Regions from separate parts of the Homo sapiens genome. Here regions 2 and 3 are each linked to region 1. A link is a loop called in an ENCODE intact Hi-C map of the cell type or tissue named here. Cell type or tissue: dorsolateral prefrontal cortex. All regions are shown on one strand.

Region 1 (8,000 bases):
CATGTGATGAGAAATGCTTCATAGACAGTGGCATGTGGGAGAGCTGAAGGAGGAGGCGTGTTCCATATTCCACTCATTCAAAGGACAGCTTGGTGTTTTCACACTTTATGCAGGTTAGGGGATCTGATTAATGTTTCCTTTCCTTACAACAGCTAGAGAAAACATCTCATCACAATTGGAGACCTCTACTTCCTTTGAGCTTTCCTACTCAATGGTAGGAGATAGGAATATGTTCCGCAAAGAATGTCTACTGCTCTTGTCCTTGGCTGTGATCCCTATACATAGTGTGAATTTATATCCAGGTTTCCCAGGATCAATATTGACAAGACGACTTTGGCATCTGAATTGTTTTAATATCTTTACTCAAAAAAACAAAAAAACAAAAACCCATGGAAGCAACAAAAGAGTTAAACATGAGGGATTTATTTTTGTATGTTTATATGTCACTTGTGTGCTATGTGAATAGCTATGTTTGTTATTTAAATATATTTATAGAAGTTCAAATTACTAGTGTTTAAAAGATGATATACTATTATATATTGTGCTTAGTATATATTTGATGAGTCTATACTTTTTGCTTGAGAAAAATAGAAATACTATTGATTCACTGGTGTTATGATGTTGCACTGTGTCTGAGGAATGCTCAGGAAATCTTGTGGGAAAAAAATGGGGCATGCATTCATAATTTTTCATTTTCTTCCCCACCCCAACCCCCATGAGCTCTTAAATTTAGATTTCTATCTCTTGTAAGTCACTCTTTTAACCAGCAAAGGACTTTCATCTTAGATTATCCTTTCTATTAAATAAACTTTAAGCTTTGTGCCATTTATGCCTGCAAACCTTAGACCAAAGGCAACACAACTAATGTCATCTTTTCATTAAAGACTAATAGAAATTTAGAAATCATTGTGTTAAAGAGAGCTATAGAGAAACAATATGAAAGTCTTCCCTTACTAATCACCATGAATATTTCTCACCATAGGAATAACCACAACCCACCAAGTACCCATGTTGGCCCTGCCTACCCGTAACAAATTGTTCACACAACCTATTTTGTTTTATAGCTTCAAAGTGTGGCTTGACATTCAAATGGAAGGAACCACCTGAATTATATCTGCAAACAAAATGGAAATAGTTGTTGAATAGTTCCCCAAGCTTTACTAAGAAGCCTTAATACTCTGTAAACAAACAAACAAACAAAAAACAACCTTAGCATTAAGAAATAAAAACAAAAAACAAGAAGCAAGTTGTACTGCTAGAAACTTCTCTAAGATAAGAGGCCAGGCCAGTCAGTTTGGCCCAGCAAACATGTGGGTACTTCTCCACCTAGGGAAGCCACTGAAGATGAGTTTGACCTGTGGTGACCTGACAGAGAGAACATTCAGATCCTCAGATTGCACCCTGATGCCCTGGTTTAGGAAAGCAGTGCTTTAACCTTTTGCCCCTGGAAATTACTGATTCTTTCTGTGATTAGCAGATACCAGAAGGGAAATTATTTAGGATTGGCAATGTAAAGAGTATTGAAGGAACAACAAATAACAATAGCAGAAATAACAGTGTGACATAAAGTGCCCTTCCACCTATTTTTCTTTGGTTTGCAACACCAGCCTGTAGACTTCCAGTTTTTCTTAAATTGAAGAGCTCCAGACACTTTTGAGCAGGGTTTGTGAATAGCTTTGAATGCTTTCCTTTGGCTTTTCGTGAAGACATATTTCCCCAGCCTTTCAACTGTAAACTCCTTTAGTACCATTGAAACTTAAGGCAAAAAAGATCCCTGGGATTACTTAGCCAAGGCTTAAATTTATTTTTCAAAGTCAAGAACATTAGCCTAGAAGTTTTTGCTTTGCTAGTTAAAGCTTACTTTGCAGAGCTTCCCAAAGTGAAAGGGAAACTGAACTTCACAATTTTGCACCTGGCTTTCTGGAGCCCCATTGCCTGCTCATTCGTGTTTTTCCCCCTGTAAATTATTTTGCTTTTGACCAGGTTGTGCTAGAAAGTAGGGCTGCTTCTGTGAGTTCTCAGCCTAGGCTGTGGCCACTAAGACGTGGGTGGGGGGATAGACAGGAGTGAGAGGGAGAGTGGGTGACACTTTCCGTGACACTTAATGTAGGAAGACATGGGCTTCTCTCTCTTGGCCTCAAGCCACTTTTCTGGTCCAAAGAATATTGGGAAAACTGGATTACTTTCAGTATATTTCTTGAGACCGGGTCATCTCTGAAATGCATTTGGGGTAGTTTCCTGGGGTCCAAGGGCCAATTCCTATACCCAGTCCTGCAGTGTCTGTGAGCTGTGGAATGAGAGAGAAAACCATGGCTGCTCAGGAAGGAAGTGGAGAATCTCTCAGCACACGTAGATCCAAATCTGTGGCACCTGCTAAAGATTAGGATTTGGAGAGGACTCCTCTTTGGGGTTGTGAAGAGGACCTTTTCCCTCTGTTGTTAGCCTGTAGATCCAGAACGGAGCCTGATGTGATGCCTTCACTGGTTGATATATTGCAAATAGACACTCTGAGCCCTGCATTGCAAGGGCGTCTTTTGCTTTAAAGAATTCTTAGTTTTGCCACAACAGCTCAAATCTCAGAATAGGATCAAAGGCCTAGAAAGACTCCTAAAGTATAGGATTACAAAGACTCCAGGAAGCGTAAGAAAGAGATTGTGTTTGGAGTCAGATTTCAATGTGAAACCCATGCCTTACATTTACACAGCACTTTGTAGTTTGCAAATTGGTGTGTTTTCAGCCCCCTCCCGCTGCCCCATGCTCTGAGATGATTGTGGATTATTACAGTGAAGTGCCTGGCCCGGAGCCCCCAGTGATGAAGCAGGAACTTGAGTCTCAGGACTCCCAGCGGCTCTCTGCCCATTTCCTCCTCTCCGCCCCCCACCTCGCTTCACCTGTTACCTTGTGAAGTTGCTGTTGGCACATAGCCCACTAGGAAACCAAGAAGTTTGACTGGGAGCGTGTGTTTCATTGCACTGGGCTTAGCATACGGCTGGCCCTGGTGGCTGTTTGGCTAAATTCTCCATTTGAAACCTAAAGGGCCCTCTCTGTGCTTGAGCACAGTCTCCTCCTAGTGGTCCTGCCTCAACCTGCTGGCGGGCTGTCTATGGATTGGGGTTTCACCTAATCATGCTGTGTTTCCTTTCTTTTCTTTCTGTACATTAGACTACTTGGGAGGTGCTGTGTGATCCTTGGATGAAAAACATATATTTAAAGAAATGGAGAGTGTTTATTTTGTTTGCTTTTTGAGGCATGTGCTGTCAAATGTTAGAGACCAAACTTAGTGATTAGAGGTTGGTCCTTTGACCTTCTTCTCTTAATTGCTTTTCATGTAATCATGATAATTTACTCAGGTAGCACTCCAGTCACAAACAATGTCACAGAGATGAAACAGATTCAAAGAAAAAATATTTTTAAGTCTTTTGAAAAGAAGTGCTATTCAAATTTAAGACATGTTTAAATTCATAGGTACATTATCTCTTAGTAAGAAATACTTTTTTTTTTCTTTTTTTAGACAGAGTCTTGCTCTGTTGCCCAGGCTGGAGTGCAGTGGCACGATTTTAGCTCACTGCAACCTCTGCCTCCCTGGTTGAAGTGATTCTCCTGCCTCAGCCTCCCGAGTAGCTGGGACTACGCCCGGCTAATTTTTATATTTTTAGTAGAGACCGGGGTTTACCATGTTGCCCAGGCTGGTTTCAAACTCCTGACCTCAGGTGATCTGCCTGCCTCTGCCTCCCAGAGTGCTGGGATTACAGGTGTGAGCCACCACACCTGGCCGAAAGACAGTATTTTGATATAGCCACATACATGATTTAATGAGTAATGTTAAGTACAGAAAAGCTGCCATATCCACATAGTTTTAGGGGGCATTTCTTCTTCAGTCTAACAAGAATATGATATCCAATTGTGGTTTTCCAATTTATTTCTCTTCCAATTTCTTTTGTATACCTCACAGGAGAAATTGAATCCTAGAACTGGGAGATGACTGCCCTGCCCAGGGTTTTGTAATACATAATTGAAAATAAAAGTCCCTGAAACTAAATGTTTGCAGCCTGTATGAAATGGACTGTGGAAGGGGGATAATTTCTCTCCTCACAGAAAGCCACTCGTCTCCTTGAATGAGGCATTGAGCAGACACACGTTTCTCTGTGTCGTGGGGCAGGAAGCAATTCCCTTGCCTCTTCAGCACATCTCAGTTCTTTCCCACATGACCCCAGAACCACATAGAAAACATTGAAAATAATGGATTCTTCATTGTATTTGAATTTTTTTTTTTTAACCTTTAGCCCAAAAGGGAAGTGTGCCTCGTGGAAAGAGCAAATGCCGTAAAATAGAAACCAGGAGTTTTAATCGCCATATATTTTAATGTGCTTGCATGATGGGAATGTGACTTTTAGCACTGCATGGTGTTTGGGGGCAAGATATTAATGTGGAAATCTTAGCTTAAGTTTTACTGTGCTCTCATCCTGTGTCAGCTACCCCTCTAAACTGAAAAAGAGGCATGGCTCATTTCTCTCCTGCTTTATGTTTTTGAGGTTGACTTGTAAGATAAAAATAAAAATAAGAAAAAAATATATCTAGGCAAATGACATGAAAAAAAAGTTGAAATATACTACTGGTGTTCATTTTTGTCCTGCAGTGTTGCTTTCTCAAAGAAATAAACATGTGGCTGGAAGTGTTTAATGGCTGCGTTTTGATCGTCTACAACAAGGTTACAGTGCCCTCTGGTGGCAGTCATCAAAATCGCTTCTAGACTTGTTTTTATTTTTAAATAAAAGATCTAATTATATTGGAAATCTGTTTCAACAATAATCGATGTGGTCTTTTCCAGTGGTTCTCAAGTTACAGGTTTATTAATACAATAATATTTAGATTTTTCAAAAATTGCCATTGGACCACTAAATTTGACTTGCACATTGTATTACTTATTATTTCTAGGCACCCACATTTTGTTTAAAGAATTTTTAAAATTTGCATATTATAAAAGTTACAAAATGTGGTACACAAGCTGCTTAAAACATATGAGATATTTATTTGAAAATGAACAAAGAAAATAATGAAATAGCCTAATAAATTGCCTTTCTTTGGATCCACTGATCAGAGGGAATCAGCCTGCATTTGAACTGATTCATGCTCCTTGACTGCTGTCTACACACACAGTTTTCATTTTGTTCCTGACTCTCTCCCAAGTCTCACCTCACAAGCCAAGCTCCACCTTCTGTCTTCTTTGTCCTGCCACCACCAAATATTTCTAGGCTCCTACATGGAAGCAGGAAAAATTATTTTAGACCAAAGGTATTAGTAAAAGGTATAGGCACCATGCGTTTCCTGATTTCGGGAACAATCTCATATTATTTCCTATTCCTGATATAACAAATTACCACAAATAGAGCAGCTTCAACAAATTTGTGAACTCACAGTTCGAGGAAGGTTGCACTCCTTGTGGAGGCTCTGGGGGAGAATCCATTTCTTTGCCCACTCCCTGGGCTACAGGTGCCCCACTTCGCTTGTCTCTGAGCTTCTTCCTCCAGCTTCGGTGTCAGCAACTTGCACCTGGTGCCTTCCTTCTCTCCTCGCCTCCTCCTGGGGCTTTTTTTTTTTTTTTTTGAGATAGAGTTTCACTCTGTCGCGCAGGCTGGAGTGCAGTGGCGTGATCTTGGCTCACTGCAACCTCCGCCTCCCGGGTTCAAGTGATTGTCCTGCCTCAGCCTCCTGAGTAGCTGGGATTACAGGCACCCGTCATCACTCCTGGCTAATTTTTCGTATTTTCAGTAGAGACGGGACTTCGCCGTGTTGGGCAGGCTGGTCTTGAACTCCTGACCTCAGGAGATCTGCCCGCCTCGGCCTCCCAAAGTGCCGGGATTACAGGCGTAAGCCACCGGTCCTGGCCGGGGCTCTTTTAAGCAACCTTGTGATTACAACAGGCTCACCTGGATAATCCAGGTGAATCTATTTGAAGGTCAGTTGATTTGCAGCCTAAATTCCCCTTTGTTACGTCTACACAGGTTCCAGTGATTAGGACTGAACACTATCCTGCTTACTGCAAATCTCCCTTTCAAATATCCTGCTGAGTCCCCGTGGACCAGCAACACCTCCCAGAAATCCCAGGAATTCCACGTTTTAGCTAGAAGCATGAAAGTCCTTTTTCACACCCCGTAACTTGAATTTGACTTCAAGGTATGTTCACCATAGGAAAGATAATTCATCTTTATGAGGGGAAAAGCAAGAAATTTCTGGCTTTTAAGAAATCAAGTGCTGGGAGCTGTGGCTCATGTTTGCAATTCTAGCACTTTGGGAGGCTGAGGCGGGAGGATTGCTTGAAGCCAAGAGTTTGAGACCAGACTGGTCAACATAATGAGACCCTGTCTCTTTAAAAAAAAAAAAAAAAATAGCTAGGTGTGGTGGAACATGCCTGTAGTCCCAGGTCCCAGCTACGTGAGAGGCTGAGGCAGGAGTATCCTTTGAGCCCAGGAGTTCGGGGCTACAGTGAGCTATAATCAGGTTACTGCATTGCAGTCTGGGTGACAGAACAAGACCTGGTCTCAAAAATAAAATAAATAGAAACAAAAATAAAAATTATGTGTGCACAGGTGCAATGGGGACAATATTTTAATTATCAGATCAGGTATTCACAATACCTGCATTTAAAGACAAAGCATTAAAAAATCACTTTTGAGAATCAAGTATCATCAAGCAAAGGATAATTTAGGCCTTAACATCTTAGGTTTATGATCTGCTTGGTGCCATGTCAGACTGATGGATTTGACCTAGTCTGCAGCCTCTTCCCCCATGACAGTGTGAGGGGGCTTTTCTGAGTGGATGTTGCTGTTGAAATGCATGGATAAATACAGAATTTCATTGGTCCTGACCTGTGTAACCACAACCTGAACACTATTTCTCTTTCTTTCTTTCTTTCTTTCTTTCTTTCTTTCTTTCTTTCTTTCCTTTCTTTCTTTCTTTCTTTCTTTCTTTCTTTCTTTCTTTCTTTCTTTCTTCTCTCTTCCTTTTCTTTCCTTTTCTTTTTCTTTCTTTCTTTTCTTTCTTCTTTTTCTTTTCTCTTTCTTTTTCGTTCTTTCTTCCTTCTTTCTTTCTCTCTCTCTCTCTCTTTCTTTTTTTTTTTTGTTTTCAAAGTCTCACTGTTGGCTGGAGTGCAGTGGCGCGATCTTGGCTCACTGCAACCTCTGCCTCCCAGGGTCAAGCAATTCTTGTTCTTCAGCTTCGTGAATAGCTGGGATTACAGGCCTGCGCCACCATACCCGGCTAACTTTTCTGTATTTTTAGTAGAGACAGGGTTTCACCATGTTGCCCAGGCTGGTCTTAAACTTCTGGCCTCAAGCGATCCACCCACCTCAGCCTCCCAAAGTGCTGGGACTTACAGGCTTGAGCCACCGCGCCCGGCCCTCTATTTGTTGTTTCTCTTCAAACAAACGAACGAACCTGGATTTATAGCTAATTCCTTGATGCCAGTCTGCTTGTTTTTCCAGTCACGTATTCTAGGAAGGCATAAACACAACATCAACCCAGAAGTCTCTTCTGAGCATACCTCGGCAGTTCTAGCCAGAGTAGGAGGTGTAGGGAAGGAGCAAAATTCCCAGGCAAACAGGGTGCCTGGAGATTTAGCACATTATTGTCCTCATGCCAGAGGCTCTTGCTGTGGATGCTGTTGATGCCCTGCCCAGATCCCTTTACCTGGCCAGAGCTTTCATTCCCCAGTGGCTATGAGTTTTTGCAGCAAATACCGTGCTCCTTTTCCAGAAAATTTCCCTCAGCTACATGAAAGCCACTCAGGTCAGGAGGTTATGCTCCCCATCCCCAACCATGGCGGCCACAACAATGACTGACAGCTGTGGTGCAAAGGGCCCTGCCCCTCTTTTGCCCTTGTCTCAAAATGGAAGCAATTCTGTGGTAGGATGTGTGCTCCAGGGCTTCCCCCAGGGACCAGGCTGAATCTGGTCCACAACTAAGGTCACAGCCTTGCTTAGGTTCTCCCACCCCCTTGTCCT
Region 2 (8,000 bases), 210 kb before region 1:
ATGGTATTCCATGGTGTTCTTTTGTAAGGCTGTATAGTATTCCATAGGTTTTTAAAAATCCATTCCACTGTTGATGGGCACTGGGTTGATTCCACGTTTTTGTCATTGTGAATGGTGCTGTGATGAACATATGGGTGCATGTGTCCTTTTGGTAGGATGACTTGATTTTATTTGGGTAAATAGCCAGTAATGGGATTTCTGTCAAACGGTAGTTCAATTCTTAGTTCTCTCTTTTTTTTTTAAGTGTAAGCAAGTTTATTAGAGAAGTAAAGAAATAAAAAAATGGCTACTACCTAGGCAGAGCCACGAATTCTTAGTTCTTTGAGAAATCTCCCAACTGCTCTTCACAGTGGCTGGACAAATTGACATTCCCACCAACAGTGTGTAAGTTTCCCCCTTTCTCTGCAGCCTCACCAGCATCTCTTGTCTTCTAACAAAATAGCTTTTTAACAAAGACATTTCTGACTGGTATGATATGGTATCGCATTGTGTTTTTGTTTTGTTTTGTTTTTGTTTTTGAGACGGGGTCTTGCTCTGTCACCTAGGCTGGAGTGCAGTGGCATGATCTCGGCTAACTGCAACCCCTGCCTTCCAGGTTCAAGTGATTTTCCTGCCTCAGCCTCCCCGGTAGCTGGGATTGCAGGTGCATGCTACCACGCTGGGCTAAATTTTTGTACTTTTAGTAGAGATGGGGTTTCACCATGTTGGCCAGGCTGGTCTCGAACTCCTGACCTCAAGTGATCCGCCCCCCTCAGCCTCCCAAAGTGCTGGGATCACAGGCATGAGCCACTGTGCCCGGCCTCATGGTGGTTTTGATTTGTATTTCTCTGACAATTAGTGATGGTGAGTGTTTTTTCCTATGTTGGCCACATGTATGTCTTCTTTTGAGAGGTGTCCATGTTCTTTGCTCACTTTTTAATGGAGTTATTTGTTTTTTGCTTGTTAATTTAAGTTCCTTATAGATTCTGGATGTTAGATCTTTGTTGGATGCATAGTTTGCAAATACTTTCTACCATTCTGTAGGTTGTCTGTTTACTCCTTTGATAGTTTCTCTTGCTGTGCGGAAGCTCTTTATTTTAATTAGGTCCCACTTCGCAATTTTTGTTTTTGTTGTAATCGGTTTTGAGGACTTAGCTATATAAATTCTTTGGCGAGGCTGATATTGAAAAGAATATTTCCTAGGTTTTCTTCTAGGATTTTTATAATTTGAGGTCTTACATTTAAGTGGGAGGAACTTTTCTAAGTGAGACTTCATTAAAGACTGAGTCTCGCCCTGTCGCCCAGGCTGGAGTGCAGTGGCATGATCATAGTTCACTGCAGCCTTGAACTCCTGGGCTCAAGCGATACTCCCACCTCAGCCCCCTGAGTAGCTGGGAATACAGGTGCTCACCACCATGACTCGCTCATTTTTAAAATTATTGTAGAGACAAGGTCTCGCTATGTTGCCCAGGCTGGTCTTGAACACCTGCCCTCAAGTGATCCTCTTGCCTCGGCCTTCCAAAGTGCTTGGATTACAGGCATGAGCCACCACAGCTGTTCAGCAATTACTGACAGTTAACTGAGAGTTAAATTACTTTAAGTCCTGGGTTTTTTTTGTTTTTTGTTTTTTGTGGTTTTTTTGGCCATACTTGTAGGGGGTGCAGGGGGCGGGGCGTTCCAGGCTCCAGTCCCTTTCGGGGTATGGCCTTCTCTTTCTTCTCTGCTGTCTGGCTGATGCAGCCTGCATGAACCATGAACTTGACTAGTTTGGTTCTGACTCTCAATTTTTATTTCAATTATCATTAACTTATAAAAATCTTCCCCCTTATTTGAGTAAGAGATGTCATGTCAAAAAAAAAAAAAAAGTCGCAGCTACATTTTAGCTCATTTCAATCTTTGCTGCTACCTGGATTTCCTGGCTTCTTGACAACCCATATTTAGCACATATTGAGGCTGTAATTGCATAATCATGGAAAGGTCATAGGTGAACTTTTTGTGCTTCAGAAATTTCCTGAATTACTAGCTGTGTCTCAAAAGGAATTGACAACTTGCATTTTTAGCAAGTATTACAATTTGAATATACCACAATATTATTATAAACAATTAAAAATCCTAAGTAAGTCCAAACAAGAGAGTAGCAAAGACACAAAAGATAATAGGCAGGACCTGTGTAAAAGGGAAAATGAATGATGTTACCATTATGATGCTATGACCATTAGTTCGGTCAGTATTTTATAAGGTGTATATTAGCAGTTTGTAAAGAACTGCTGTTCTGGTATTCTGGTATTCCCAAGTAGCTTAGAGAGGCTATTCTACAGCTATTTCTTCAAGAATGACAGTTTCCAGCCTGTCTTTTTAAATGTCAGAAGAAGTGTCTGATGTAAAGTAGGAATTAGGATATGAGAATCAGAGTCACGTAGAGTTTCTCAAACAAGACCTCTAAGTCTTAAGCAAGAATCGGCATATCAGTTTTACAGATGGAAACATCGTAAGAGCCGTTTGTTTATACTCGGCATAATTAGAGATAATTACGTGTTTAACAATCTTTTAAGCTCATCCTCTGGTTTGTAAGGAACAGAGACTCATGTTAATTACCCAGAAAAAGGAGGCATATTGCTAAGCCACATAAACTAGAACAAGAGCAGAAATGGCATCAGAATGAATTGTGCAACCCAGCTCTCTACTTCTCTCTGACATGGACATCTCCGATTCCCCCTCCTCTTTACTTCTATCCCTAACCCCAACGCCTGATACAGGCACAGAAAACAGCAGTCAAACTAATGTCAATATATGATGTGCTATATTTGCTATCTGAAACAAATATGTACATTGCTTTCTGGTTTTTGTGTGTGACTTGATTAGGCTAAGTCGGCATCCCTGTGGACAGAAAATCCCAAGGCAGAGACAAAATAGAGTTTCTGTGCCTGCAAGGATGGGCCTGCCCCTGGACTGTGGTGAGTTTACACTCTGACACCAAATAAGTTATCCTTCTTGGCAGCTACTGGCCTTTCAGGCTGCACCAAGACAGACAGCACATCATTTTGTTCAAACTCCTGTGTCAGGGAGGCATCTATACATGCCCGTTATATGTGGTTAAATTTTAAAAATATGTTTTAGTTCTTAAAGACATCATCTTGAGTTACTTTGAAAATGACCTTCCCAAATGTCATACCCCTTTGACTGTCAATAAACAAGGCAACACTGTGTCTGTAAAGTTGAAATGGAAAGAAGCAGAAGGAAAAAATAACGAATTTCTATGGTGAAGCTCACAAGTATTTTTACTTCATTTTTCCTGCTTAGATATAAAAATCCTGTTAATTACTCCTCTAAACCTCAGCTCCTTGCTGTTCTGATGTGGGTCTTGGATACATTCCATAGCGTTCCTTATGCATCGGAGGCTGGAACAGAACAAATGAATGGAAGAAACTGTTGTGTCCTTGTGCTTCCGGGCTCCAATGATAACATTTGCCACTTGGTGGCAGTGATCGGTTTAGTCCAGGCTGAGGAGTTCATGTATTTCCTCTGTGATGTGCCTTTTAATCTTAGAAAGCTATTATTATAAATATGATTCATGTGTATTATACATGAATTAATTTGCCAGATAAATGGGCTTTCTTACAAAACTACCCACAGGTAGTGGGTGAAGTCCAATCAAAATAGTCCCTCACAAACGAGAACTGAAGTAGATCAAAGATAATAGGATCCGTTTTTTTTCAAATCAGTGTCTATTATCACCAATTCTGTTCAATAAATGTTTCAGCAAATATTTCTAACGGTGCTGTGCTTGGCTCCCAGGGAGTGATAGATTTGCTTTTTAAAGAGATTGCACAGCCTCTTGGAGGGAGGGGTGGGGGAAATTCACTTGGAGGTGGGGAAACTACCCAGGATGCTATTGCAATTCTGCCAAAAATGAGGCCTGAAGGTGAAGTGAGGCGGCAGGATGGGAAGAAGGAGAGGAGTCTGAGAAATATTAGATAGTTATGGTGATACATCTTGGTGATTTATTTGTGAGGAAAGTAAAGGATCTGGAAAAATCTAGTGTCTCCTCTGCTTTGACTCCATTGATATGAACTGAGCTAGGGATTTGGAAACATTATCTTGTCTTACATTCTGGGGCTTGACGATATCCAGCTACTCATGGACTGTCCAAGCAGGTAAGTATTATGAACTATTAGAATTAGGTAAGGGGAGAAAGTCTGCCCTGGTAGAGTGCTTGTAGGCCGAATAATGCCCCCCTCTACCACCCTGGGAAGATGTCCACATTCTAGAACCTGTGACGATGTTATTTTACATGGCAAAAGGGATGTTGCAGATGGAGAGACTATCCTGGCCTATCCCAGTGGGTCCAGTGTACTCACAAGGGTCCCTGTAAGAGGGAGGTGGGAACATCAGGGTCACAGGAGGAGATGTGACAGGCAATGGAAGCAGAGACCGGAGTGATACGGTGCCATCGGCCATGGCATGCGTGCGGGTAGCTTCTAGAAACTGGAAAAAACAAGGAAATGGATTCTCTCCTGCTACCTCCAGGAGCACAGCCTTGCCAGCCCATTTTAGACTTTGACTTCCAGAATGGTAAAATAATAAATCTGTGATGTTTTAAGCCATTGGTTCCCAACCTTTTTGGCATCAGCAACTAATTTCGTGGAAGACTATTTTTCCACAGACGAGGGTGGAGGAGATGGTTTTGGGAAGGTCGGTCTCATTACATTTATTGTGCACTTTATTTCTATTATTGTTACATTATAATATATAATGAGATAATTATACAACTTGCCATAAAGTAGAATCAGTGGGAGCCACGAGCTTGTTTTCGTGCAACTAGATAGTCCCATCTGGGGGTGATGGGAGACAGCGACAGATCATCAGGCATCAGATTCTCATAAGGAGCGTGCAACCTGGATCCCTCACATGCGCAGTTCACAATAGGGTTCTTGAACCTATGAGAATCGAATGCCGCCACTGATCTGACAGGAGGTGGAGCTGAGGTGGTAATGCCAGCGATGGGAAGCGGCTGTAAATACAGATGAAACTTCGCTGGCTCACCCGCTGCTCGCCTCCTGCTGTGACACCCTGTTCTAACAGGCCAGGGACCAATACCGGTTCGTGGCCCAGAGGTTGGGGATGCCTGTTTGAAGCCACTAAGTTTGCAGTAATTTGTTGGAAGAGCAATAGGAAATTAATACATATCCATTTACATCTTTTTCACTTCTTCCATCTTTACCGTTTCAATAATATTTATGAAGTGCCTACTATGTGCTATGCATTGTGAGATACCTTATGAACAAGATACTGACTCTCACTTCTAGCAGTTTACAGTGTAGGTGGAATTATAATCATGGAAATACCTCAATTTACAATATAGTAAATTGCTGGAACTGTAGAAATTGAAGGAGCTGTGAATAATTCCTCTTTACTTTTTGATGAATCTTTGATCTATAACACTTTGACTTCCTGTTAAACTAACCCTAGCTGCTAGTAACATCTTGAAAATCTGACAAATCATCTATACTGGAAACGCCATTCCAGATACGTACTTGAAAATATTTTCAGCACCTACTTCATTTACCTGTTTCCGATTCTTTGATCATCCAGTTTGTGCAAGTCTCTTCTTACCGTGCCTAAAGGATGATTCATGTTTGCAGGTTCCTGAAGTGCCTGGCTGGTGGCATTTGTGGTCTAGAAGGTGCAGGGAAGCTGATCCTCTTCTTAGGCCCTGTCAATGTGCACGCTCACTTGATGGTTCCCTGGGAGTGCCAGTCTACAACAAGCACAATCTTGTCTGGAAACGTAGATGCTGGGGAGAGAGTGCTTAGCAGAACCGCACTACATGTTGTAAGAAGGGATACACTAGGAGAAGCCTGTATGAGTGACAGATGAGATCCCTGCTGGCCAAAAGGCTGCTTCACTAACAAATTACAGCCTGACTCAGGGCTCATAGGTGTTGGTTGGGTCTTTACATCACCAGCAGAATCTTAGCTCAGTGATATCCTCAAGACCAAGGGAGGTAAAAACAGTCCAGATATTGCGCACCCCTGACATGGGGGTGGTCTTCTGATCATCTCCGAGTAAGGCTTGATTCAGAAATGGTAAAACAAGGATCTTACCCAACAGTATTGCACACTCTCTGGGATTTATTAGCCAACAGGTCAATGTTATGCAACAATCCATGCTAAAATTGCTCCAGTTACTATCTCATTTACTGAAACAGAAAGTGACTCTTTTAAACTTTGGCATTCTTGGGAATAGAGATACATTAGGCTGATACAATAACCCAGTGATATCAGAATGGAGCTGTTGTTTTTCCTAATAAGTGTATGAGGGGCAAAACATAGAGGAACACAGAGGAGGAAAGACTAAAATTTGTACTCTAGTCTTTAATTTTGGAAAATATAACGAATTCAAACAACATTCCTTGGCCATAACGTGCCATACATACTTTGCACCTGGAGGTTTAAAGTTTAAAAGAAAAGAAAGTCCTTGCCTTTGAGAATCTTGTTCCTTTTAACAAAAAGAATATTTCTGCATAGAGGAATGATAGAATGTTAGCAAAATACGTGATGTTCAGAATGCTTTTTCTTCAAGGAGGCTGGCATCCTACGCAACTCACTTTCATACTCCTGAGCTGAACACTGGGGTGAGTCTCAGCCTAGCCCTCAGCTGCCCTTACGTTTTAATTCTCACTTCCTGCTCCTTCATGTTAGCGTCAATTTTCAGCCAATGGTTCTCAGTGCTTCCCTTTCCATCATCAAATATATTTTGAAACACCCTCTTTACTATTTTGAAATAAAATTCATAAATAATATAATCTGCCGACATACAAACCAAACAACAACAACAACAATATAGTGAGATATAGTAATTTGGCTGAAAGCACGAGGCCTGGAGCCGGCCTGGCCAGGTTTGAATCCAGCCTCTGCCGTTTACTACCCATAGGATCTCAGGCAAGTGACCTCTCTGTGCCTTACTTTTCTCATCTCTGAAAAGGGGGTAACAATAGTACCTGCCTCATAGAGTTATTGAGAAGATAGGTAAGCAATATGCACAGCTTTTAGAATGTGTCTGGCACATAATATGCATTCTATATCCATTAGCTCTTACTGCTCTGAATAAAATACAAGGACAGGCTGGGCACGGTGGCTCACGCCTGTAATCCCAGCGCTTTGGGAGGCCGAAGCAGATGGATTACCTGAGGTCAGGAGTTCAACACCAGCCTGGCCAACATGGTGAATCCCCCAATTTACTAAAAATACAAAAATTAGCCGGGCGTGGTGGCGGGCACCTGTAATCCCAGCTACTTGGGAGGCTGAGGCAGGAGAATTGCTTGAACCCCAAAGGTGGAGGTTGCAGTGAGCTGAGACCATGCCATTGCACTGCAGCCTGGGCAACAAGAGCAAAACTCTGCCTCAAAAAAAAGAAATATATATATATATATGTGTGCGTGTGTGTGTGTATTTATATATATAGGAGAAATAAAAGTCATTTAGTAATAAAATAATATCTACAGTATTTTAATGTATAAATGCTTAGGCATGACCACACTAGGAAAACAAATGAAATAGTCAGACTCTAATTTATAATGCATAAGTTTTGATTTAAGGCTAAGATAATATTCAACTAAACATTGGTGATACTTCTAAAAATTATTGGCCAGGCGCGGTGGCTCACGCCTGTAATCCCAGCACTTTGGGAGGCTGAGGTGGGTGGATCATGAGGTCAGGAGACCGAGACCATTCTGGCTAACACGGTGAAACCCTGTCTCTACTAAAAACACAAAAAAATTAGCTGGGCGTGGGGGTGGGCGCCTGTAGTCCCAGCTACTCGGGAGGCTGAGGCAGGAGAATGGCATGAACCTGGGAGGCGGAGCTTGCAGTGAGCCAAGATCAGGACACTGCACTCCAGCCTGGGCGACGGAGACAGAGTGAGACTCCATCTCAAAAAAATAAAATAAAATAAAATAAAAGTAAAAAAAAAATTTAGCATTTGAGGTAACATTTAACTAACCGTATTCATATGTACATGTC
Region 3 (8,000 bases), 350 kb before region 1:
AAGACGTGGGACTGGTTGTCCCAGCAGAACTGTCCTAGCCTTGGCTGTTGATCAGCCTCGAGTGGGTAGGCTCTCAACAATTGTGTAGTTGGCCAGGCGCGGTGGCTCACGCCTGTAATCCCAGCACTTTGGGAGGCCGAGGTGGGCGGATCACAAGGTCAGGAGATCGAGACCATCCTGACCAACATGGTGAAACCCCATCTCTACTAAAAAATACAAAAAAAATTAGCCGGGTGTGGTGGTGGGCGCCTGTAGTCCCAGCTACTCGGGAGGCTGAGGCAGGAGAATGGCATGAACCCGGGAGGCGGAGGCTGCAGTGAGCCGAGATCGTGCCACTGCACTCCAGCCTAGGCGACAGAGTGAGACTCTGTCTCAAAAAAAAAAAAAAAAAAATAATAATAATAATAAAATTGTGTAGTTGAGTCAGCACATCTCTAAAACCCACCTTTGGTCCCAGGACAGAAGTCTCTCTGGCCAGCTTCTGGTGCTGCTAGTGTTGGTAGCAGTCCCCATCACCAACCAAGAGAAAAGGGGGCTTTCTTGCTCAAGGTCTAAGCCACGGGACTTGCTCTTTCCCTGTCGTGTCTATTTGTTTATGACACATAGCAGTCTTAAGGTGCTTGACTATTTGGCCATGGAAAGTCTGGAATTTCCAAGTTAACTACAGAGATCTGATACATCACAGGTCAACTGCAATGTACTACCTTGCACTGTTAGGCCCTTCCTGCCACCGTCCAGACAGAGGCAGTTCTTTCTGTTACCTTGATTCCAGTTTAGGTTATACCTTCTCTTTTAGTCTCTGTGGTCCCTGGGAAAGGGAGGCCTTTTTGTTTTAGCAGCCGTAGGTCTACCATTTGGCCATAGTTCAGAAAAGCTCTTCATTCCACCCTCTCCTTGGTTCCATTCACTCTCCTGCACTCCAGTGATAAAATTCTCTTAATAACAGAAAAACATTGATTGATGCACTTATTATCTTGGCAGACGCTGTTCTAAGTGTTTATTTAGGCTCTCTCATTATAAAACTTCTTTACTTATTATTTTTTAATACAGAGATGGGGTCTCACTCTGTTGCCCAGGCTGATCTTGTCCTGAGCTCAAGTGATCCTCCCACCTCGGCCTCCCAGAGTGCTGGGATTACAAATGTGAGACATTGCACCTGTCCAGCCTCTTTGATTTCATCCTTAGAAAACCCAGTGAGGTGTTTGAATAATTTCCAGCCCATATTAAAGAAACTGAAGCAGAGAGAGAATTTGCTCAGGGTCCCCTAATTAGTAGTTGTGGTCTCCTTGGGGCTCTCCTGTACTCCATCACTTTGTCACTTTGATTACTTGTACCAGGGGGTGGAGCTGAATGGTTCAGAGCATGGGCTCTGGAGCCGGACTCAGTTTGTATCCCAGTTCTGCTTTTGACTGTGTGATCTTATGTAAGCTCTCCATACATTTCTACTCCTTGTTTTTATTGCTTTCTCTCTTCCTTTTTCCTATAGCTCCAGGACACAAACTGTTTTCTCTGAGCAGTGAAGTCTTTCATAAGGTGTATTCTTATCATCCAGGGGCACCTGTCAGTGTCAAAGAGATTTCTCTGCCGTTTACCAGCTGGTCAGAGGATCCGGGGCAGAACTTGCAGCTGATCAGGAAGGTTCTTGATTAGCGGAGTGATAAATGCCTCTTGCAAATTTCGTGAGCTTTCCTTGGGTAAATTAGTTTGAGCCATATTTCCTCACTTTTAAAAAATAGTACCTGGGCTTGCAGTGAGCATGGCATAGGATGGTTTTTGCTGTCAACTGTTGGCCCCTGTCTGGTACCTGGTCTGTGACCAGCAACTTCAGCATCACCTGGGAGCTTGTTAGAGATGCAGAAGCTTGGGCCTGCCGAATCAGAATCTGCATTTTAATAAGATCCCCTGGCGATTCGTGCACCCATCACAATTAGAGAAGCACTGTTCTAGCACGTAGCTGCAAATGTGTTTTCAAACTTTGCTAGAGTCCTGCTATTGTAGTATTGGGCTATCTGGTCTGGTATGTACTCCAGCTGTTTTATTTACATTCTGGAATGATGACACTTAATTTGAGAAGGCTTGTCTTTGCCACTAATTAAAGTAAAAAACCAGTCTTACGGTGTGTGCTTATATTTATAAGCACCACCTAGCAACAGCATCAGGCAATTCTTAGCAAAATAAGTGAGACATTTCCCTTGAGATTTCTTCCTTATTCCTTGAAGAGTTCTTATAACAGCCTTTTTTTTTTTTTTAAATAAGAGGCAGGGTCTTGCTCTCTTGCCCAGGTTAGAAAGCAGTGGTACGATCATAGCTCATTTTAGCCTCAAACTCCAGGGCTTGAGGCTTGAGTGATCATCCTGTGTCATCCTCCCAAGTAGCTGGGACCACAGGCACATGCCACTACACCTGGCTAATTAAAAAAAAAATCTTTGTAGAGATGGGTCTTGTGGTATTGCCCAGGCTGGTCTGGAACTCCTGGTCTGCAGTGATCCTCCCGGCTCGGTCTCCCAAAGTGTTGGAATTACAGATGGGAGCCACCATGCTCAGGACCAACCCCTGCCCCCCTTTAAAAAAAAATCTTTAACACAAGTAGTAAGAAGGGAGTTGTGGGGTGGTCAGTGGTCACTGTGGTTGAAGTTTGTTCTCAGGATCCTCAGTAGGACCTAGGAGGATGAGATGGGCTTTTGGCTAGTCACACTATCCTATAGTTGGTGACCACACGGGGTTTACCACACTTAACTGACTTTTGGTGGAGATTTTATTGTTGATGGGAAATGACACCAAATGTCATTTCAGGAATAAATAACCATGGCAGTTCTAAAAACTTGGCACAAATATATGAGTTGCGCTGAGACTGGGGTAGCTCCATCCTTTATCCATGGAGATTGGCAAGTGACAACTCCTGCTCCGGCTCCTTCGTGCATTCCCCTTATTGTGAGGAAGCGAGAGGGGCCCTCCCGTCTGTGTCCCCATGCCTGTGTCACTGCCTCTCTTTTCACCCAGCGTGTTGTCTTCTAGCTCCCGGACCTGAGCGTTCTTGCCTTGCTTTCTCTCTTTCCTCTCATTTATGCTATTTCTGGCGTGTCATCACTGGCTTACCCATTATGTAAGCTTTAAGTGAAAAAATCAGATGTTATTTTCATGAGCTCTGAGGGCACTTCTGCATTTGTTCTCATTTGACTCTTCTGAAGCCTGGAGATGCACAGGAAGGCAGTTTCCACTGCAGATGAGCAGCATGGAGGAGGCTTTTGGAAGTGAAATGAATTGTCCAAGGTCCAGAGGTGAGGAGCTGGGACCAGGCCTCACAGGCTTCTGTTCTGTGGTCCTGTCCCGTCCCTGGTTTCTGCTCTATCCAGGTGGTGCCTTCTAGTTCCTTCCTAACCAACAAGTGTGGGAGGCTGGGTGTGGTGGCTCACGCCTGTAATCCCAGCACTTTGGGAGGCCGAGGTGGGTGGATCACCTGAGGTCAGGAGTTTGAGACCAGCCTGGCCAACATGGTGAAACCCCGTCTCTACTAAAAAAAAAAAAAAAAAATTAGCTGGGCATGGTGGTGGGCACCTGTAATCCCAGCTACTCAGGAGACTGAGGCAGGAGAATCTCTTGAACCCGGGAGGCAGAGGTTGCAGTGAGCTGAGATCGTGCCACTGCACTCCAACCTGGGCGACAAGAGCAAAACTCCATCTCAAAAAAAAAAAAAGAAGAAATATAGGGAAAGCCCTTTGCATAACGTATGGCATATGTGTGGAATTAAAAGAGGAAATACAGGGAAAGCCCCTTGCATAACGTATGGCGTATGTGTTTACCCACTTATTATTCATGATCAATAATAACTCAAGTTAACTGGTGGTGTAATTGGGATATTTTTATTTAAATGTTTAATATTGTTGTGGCTGATTGTCACCCTTCATGTGCTTATTAATAATTTATGACAATTCCATTCACCCTTTTGTTGTTATACAGGAGGTAAGTTAAATCAAGTCCGTCTTCGGTCTTCTCATTGTTTCCTTGGACGCTTTCCCCCTGTTCTTAGGGGAATCTTCTCGGTTTTAGGTATTGTTCTAAGTGCTGGGAATCCATAGTCCCGGCTTTAGTGTGGTAGATGTGTGGGTGACAAACGCCACCACCAACCACAAAACAGATGATAAGAAAATTTCTACTGATAAGCATAAATCAGAAAATAAAGCAGAGAGGTGAAGGAGAGGGACTGGGTGGGGGACTCCTTTGGATGACGTCATCAGAAAGCCTTTCAGAGGTGACATTTAGGCATGAATGGTAGGAAGGAACCAGCCATCAGAAAATTAGGGAGAAGGGCATTCTAGGAGAGGGAATAACTCATGCAAAGGCCCTGAGGTGCGAACCGGCTTGGAGAGTTTGAGAAAAGGAAGTTGTGGTGGGGTCATGAGAGCGAGGGTGGGGGTGATGGGTGAAGAGCAGGTGAGAGAGACACACAGAGGCCAGATCATGTAGGTTCTTACAAGTCGTGGTCAGGGAGGTGCAATTTTTTATTTTTATTTTTTAATAGTTACGGTGGAAAGCAGAGAGTGACAGTATTTGATCTGTGTGTTGAAAGATCAGTCAGGGTTTTTGAGCAGAAATGAATTCAGGAAATCCAGCTGGAAGGCATTGCAGTATTCTGGAGGCGATGGTGTCTTGGATTCAGGTGTTGGCAGTTTCAGCCTTTGTGAAGCCAAGTTCTAGTTACAGTTGGGTCATTGACAGCTTCCAATCTCAGTAATGTAAACATTATATTTGAAGTTGGGATGTCTGCTCATTCTTTCCCCTCCTGCCAGGGCTAAGGTAGATGCTCTCCTCTGCCCCTGGCTCCTCTCTGGCCAAGTATGATGGTCATTTAGAATAGAGAGCGCCCTCTGTCTTTCTGCCTTGTTCACATCATTGTTATTTTCTGGCACTTTTTGCTGCGGCTAGTTTCTGAAGCTGTTTATTCATCTATGAATAGAGTTTTTGTGAAATTGGACTTAGCCTACTTTGTTTTCTTTGACATCAAATGGCTGATTGAACATTTTTAAACCTGGGATCAGAAGGGCAAATATGGTTGTTTATTAAAGCAAAGCAGTTCCTTAGAATGCGAATCAATAAGATGTAGAAATTAGAAAGCTTTCTATGTGAAAACTTTTAAAGTATTTGAGTAAAGAAACTGGTGTATCTGACTTAAAATATTTTGCCCTACTGAAAGACTATCCTAATGTTTGCTTTAGAAACTATAGCTCCCATACTTTTGGTGGAATAGATGGCATTTTGAGAAATTTTCAACAAGAGCTGGGCAGTTTTAAACACATAATATATCACTTCTCCATAGAGGGGAGGGAGTGGGAGAGGGAACTTAAGGAGGGAGGCTGATAATAAAATAACCTGGAAGCCTTAACCCCTTGCTCACACCCAGCTGTGAGTCCCCCAAAAGGAGACAGTCTGTCAGCTCCATCAGAGGAAAACCCCTACGTGCTTTCTATCAGAAAAGGCGGCGATTATGATAATCTGAATCATGCTTTCCTGAGGATAACCTTTTAGTGAAAGGAAGCATTCTATTTCCTATTTTCAGAGATTTGTGGAAAGGGGAAATTCAGTGCTTTGGGATTGGGAGTGGATGTGTGTGTGTGTGTGTGTGTGTGTGTGTGTGTTTCTAATTTTACTTACATATGCATTAATTGAACAATTTTGCATGTTCTCACAGTAATTTTATATTACATTGTCTTCAGGAGAATCAAGTCAAAATACTAGTTGGAATATGATCTTTGAAATAGAGGAAAACTAGCTTAATATGTAGGGTGGATCAGACTTCATGTAACACCTGTTAAAGTTGTCAGCACCATCTTAACAGAGATACCAACTGGAGTCTTAAACTAACCATGAGCAGATGACACAACTGTGGGTGGCATTTAGGAAACGACTCTGTACACTAAAGCCTTAAATTGTTACTAATAAGTATTTAAAAAAACATAAATACTCTTTGCTATTAAGATGCCTGGAGACACATGGTTTGAAGTGGTTTGATTCTAAGCACCCCAGGCCAATTTGAAGAATTTTACATAAAGCTGATTAAAGAAAAACCCTTCCTGGAGCTGGAGAAATTCTTCATTCTTACTTGGATCAAATCAGAGATGGACAGGCCGGGCATAGTGGCTCACGCCTATGATCCCAGCACTTCGGGAGGCTGAGACAGGAGGATGGCTTGAGCCCAGGAGTTCGAGATCAACTTGGGCAACATAGTGAGACCCTGTGTCTACCAAAAGAACCCCCCACATTAAAAAAACCCGGTAGAGATTGGCACCGTGGAATAGAGAAACTTAATGAGTGTTTAAACCAAGCTTTTCAAGAGACCGTTTCCCAGGCACATACATGCGGGGCGTCTCAACATCCTGTCACCATTGTTCTTGAACTCACTTCTTCAACACCAGCCTCACCTGGGAACATAGACATGTAAATTCCTGGGCCTCACCCCAGACCTGCAGAATCAGAAACTCTGGGGGTGGGATCCAGGAAGCTAACAGACTCCTCAGGGAATTCTGGTACAGGATAAAATGGGAGAATCAGGGGTCTACACCACTCATGTGGACTCTATGGAAATAGGTGACATAAGCCAGACTCTTCCTCATAATGCCTGTCCACAGTTTTTTGCTAATACATAATAACTGATTAAGAAAGACAATGTTTCCAGTAAGGACAGTGGTGACATATTTAAGTAGATGAGTAATGAACCTTGGCTTGTAAGTGTCCTTTCTGCAGAATAGGGAGGGAAGAGTTAAAGCTGGTATCCCCTCGGGCTCTTAGCCACCTGTTAAACCCCAGGCCCAGGGCATCCTTCCGTCCTGTCCCTGTGAGTGCTCAGCCCAGGAACACACAGAAGGGGCATGTTTCATGGGTCCGAAAGGACCTGTTTAGCTTTCATGTGGAATTTCCAGACCTGACTCGAATAGGGGAGCAGAATGTAACCCCCTCCCCTCCATTGCGAGAAAATAGTTGAGCTTCCTCACTTAGCACTCAGGTTTTGGCTTTGAACAAAGCATGGAGATGAGAAGTGAGGGAAAGAAAAATCAGAAAAGAGCAATACTGAGTCACAAACATGTTGCATTTCAAAGCAAAAAGCTCTTTTGTCTTAGTAGGTGGGCGTTGTGAACGTTGAATCAGTGTAGATGGAATTTGAACCTGTACTTTTGGCAAAACCCATGAGAGTCCAGAATAAAAAAGACACTGCAGAAGTGAACACCAAAGACCAGGAATGGCCCTGAGACTTGTAACAGGAATCACACTGAGACTTGTAACAGGAATTGCAAACACGGTTGCCTATAGGGGCCAGGAGGCAATGTCAGAAGTTGCAGTGTGGGGGCGTGACAGTAGGGAGTGGTGGAGACTGTGGCAAACCCAAAGCCATGTGTTGTCTGGTTTCTGCTGATTGTGGATGTGAAGTTTCCAGAGCTTCTGATTTTTGTCATTTTTTTGTTCTTGTCAAATGAAGCTGTAAATCTGGGTTTCTATGTGACATTTCCCAGTGTTCACAAAATTGTCTATAGCTTTTTTTTTTTTGACGTAGACCAAACAAAACATATCTATGGACCAGTTTGCAATTTCCTCTGTGGACAGCCATGGTCAGGTGTTAATTGTCCAGTGAGAAGCGCACCTGTAAGATGTGAATAAAATTGGCTGCATAGTAATTAATCAGCTATTCAGTAAACTTTTTTAATGTATAATTTGTTTTTCCTATTTACCTAATTCCGTTATTCCTAAAATTGCAACATGTAATTCCATGCAGGTATTATTTAGCCAGAAACACTCATGCCCTGATGTATTCAGCAAACCACTGAATAGTTACTCTTCAGGGTAAAAACAGGAATTCGGCTTCTCTTGGTTGAGTTTACCTCCCCATAGTGGCTATATAATATTGGCCTCTGATGGGAGCTGTTTGTGTTTGCACAGAAAGTTTTCACATATCACCTAAAATAGGGAGTGTGCCCCCATCTCTGTGCTGGTTAGTGGGGTCCTACGTAAAT

Evidence for each region. Hi-C counts contacts between places; a loop is a spot of excess contacts. Peaks named below come from ENCODE experiments on the same cell type or tissue, not always from the same donor. Only the 100,000 strongest peaks of a DNase experiment are listed, where the experiment ranks them.
Region 2: a loop joins it to region 1, with 4 times the contacts of the local background. A loop is called at or near these places in 65 of 110 quality-filtered maps.
Region 3: a loop joins it to region 1, with 3.0 times the contacts of the local background. A loop is called at or near these places in 20 of 110 quality-filtered maps.

The regions. Positions count from the first base shown.
Region 1 is chr6:154,151,289-154,159,288 of GRCh38, reverse strand. IPCEF1 (interaction protein for cytohesin exchange factors 1) reads left to right here. Exons shown (of 12, transcript NM_001130700.2): 12 at 1-4,793. It also overlaps a transcript of OPRM1 not described here. Among named protein-coding and RNA genes, the nearest start is that of OPRM1, 120 kb to the right of the region's middle. In dorsolateral prefrontal cortex, CTCF peaks have their summits at 3,080, 4,511 and 4,717 (motif pointing left); DNase peaks (open chromatin) are centred at 2,958 and 4,708; H3K4me3 peaks cover 492 bases; H3K27ac peaks cover 3,209 bases.
Region 2 is chr6:154,366,179-154,374,178 of GRCh38, reverse strand. LOC105378067 (a long non-coding RNA gene) reads left to right here and starts at 1,466. Exons shown (of 3, transcript XR_007059823.1): 1 at 1,466-2,933. In dorsolateral prefrontal cortex, a CTCF peak has its summit at 3,431 (motif pointing right); a DNase peak (open chromatin) is centred at 3,438; H3K4me3 peaks cover 407 bases; H3K27ac peaks cover 582 bases.
Region 3 is chr6:154,497,890-154,505,889 of GRCh38, reverse strand. All of the region lies in intron 1 of CNKSR3 (CNKSR family member 3), which reads left to right. Among named protein-coding and RNA genes, the nearest start is that of CNKSR3, 8.8 kb to the left of the region's middle. In dorsolateral prefrontal cortex, CTCF peaks have their summits at 4,681 and 4,882; a DNase peak (open chromatin) is centred at 4,860; H3K4me3 peaks cover 589 bases; H3K27ac peaks cover 3,873 bases.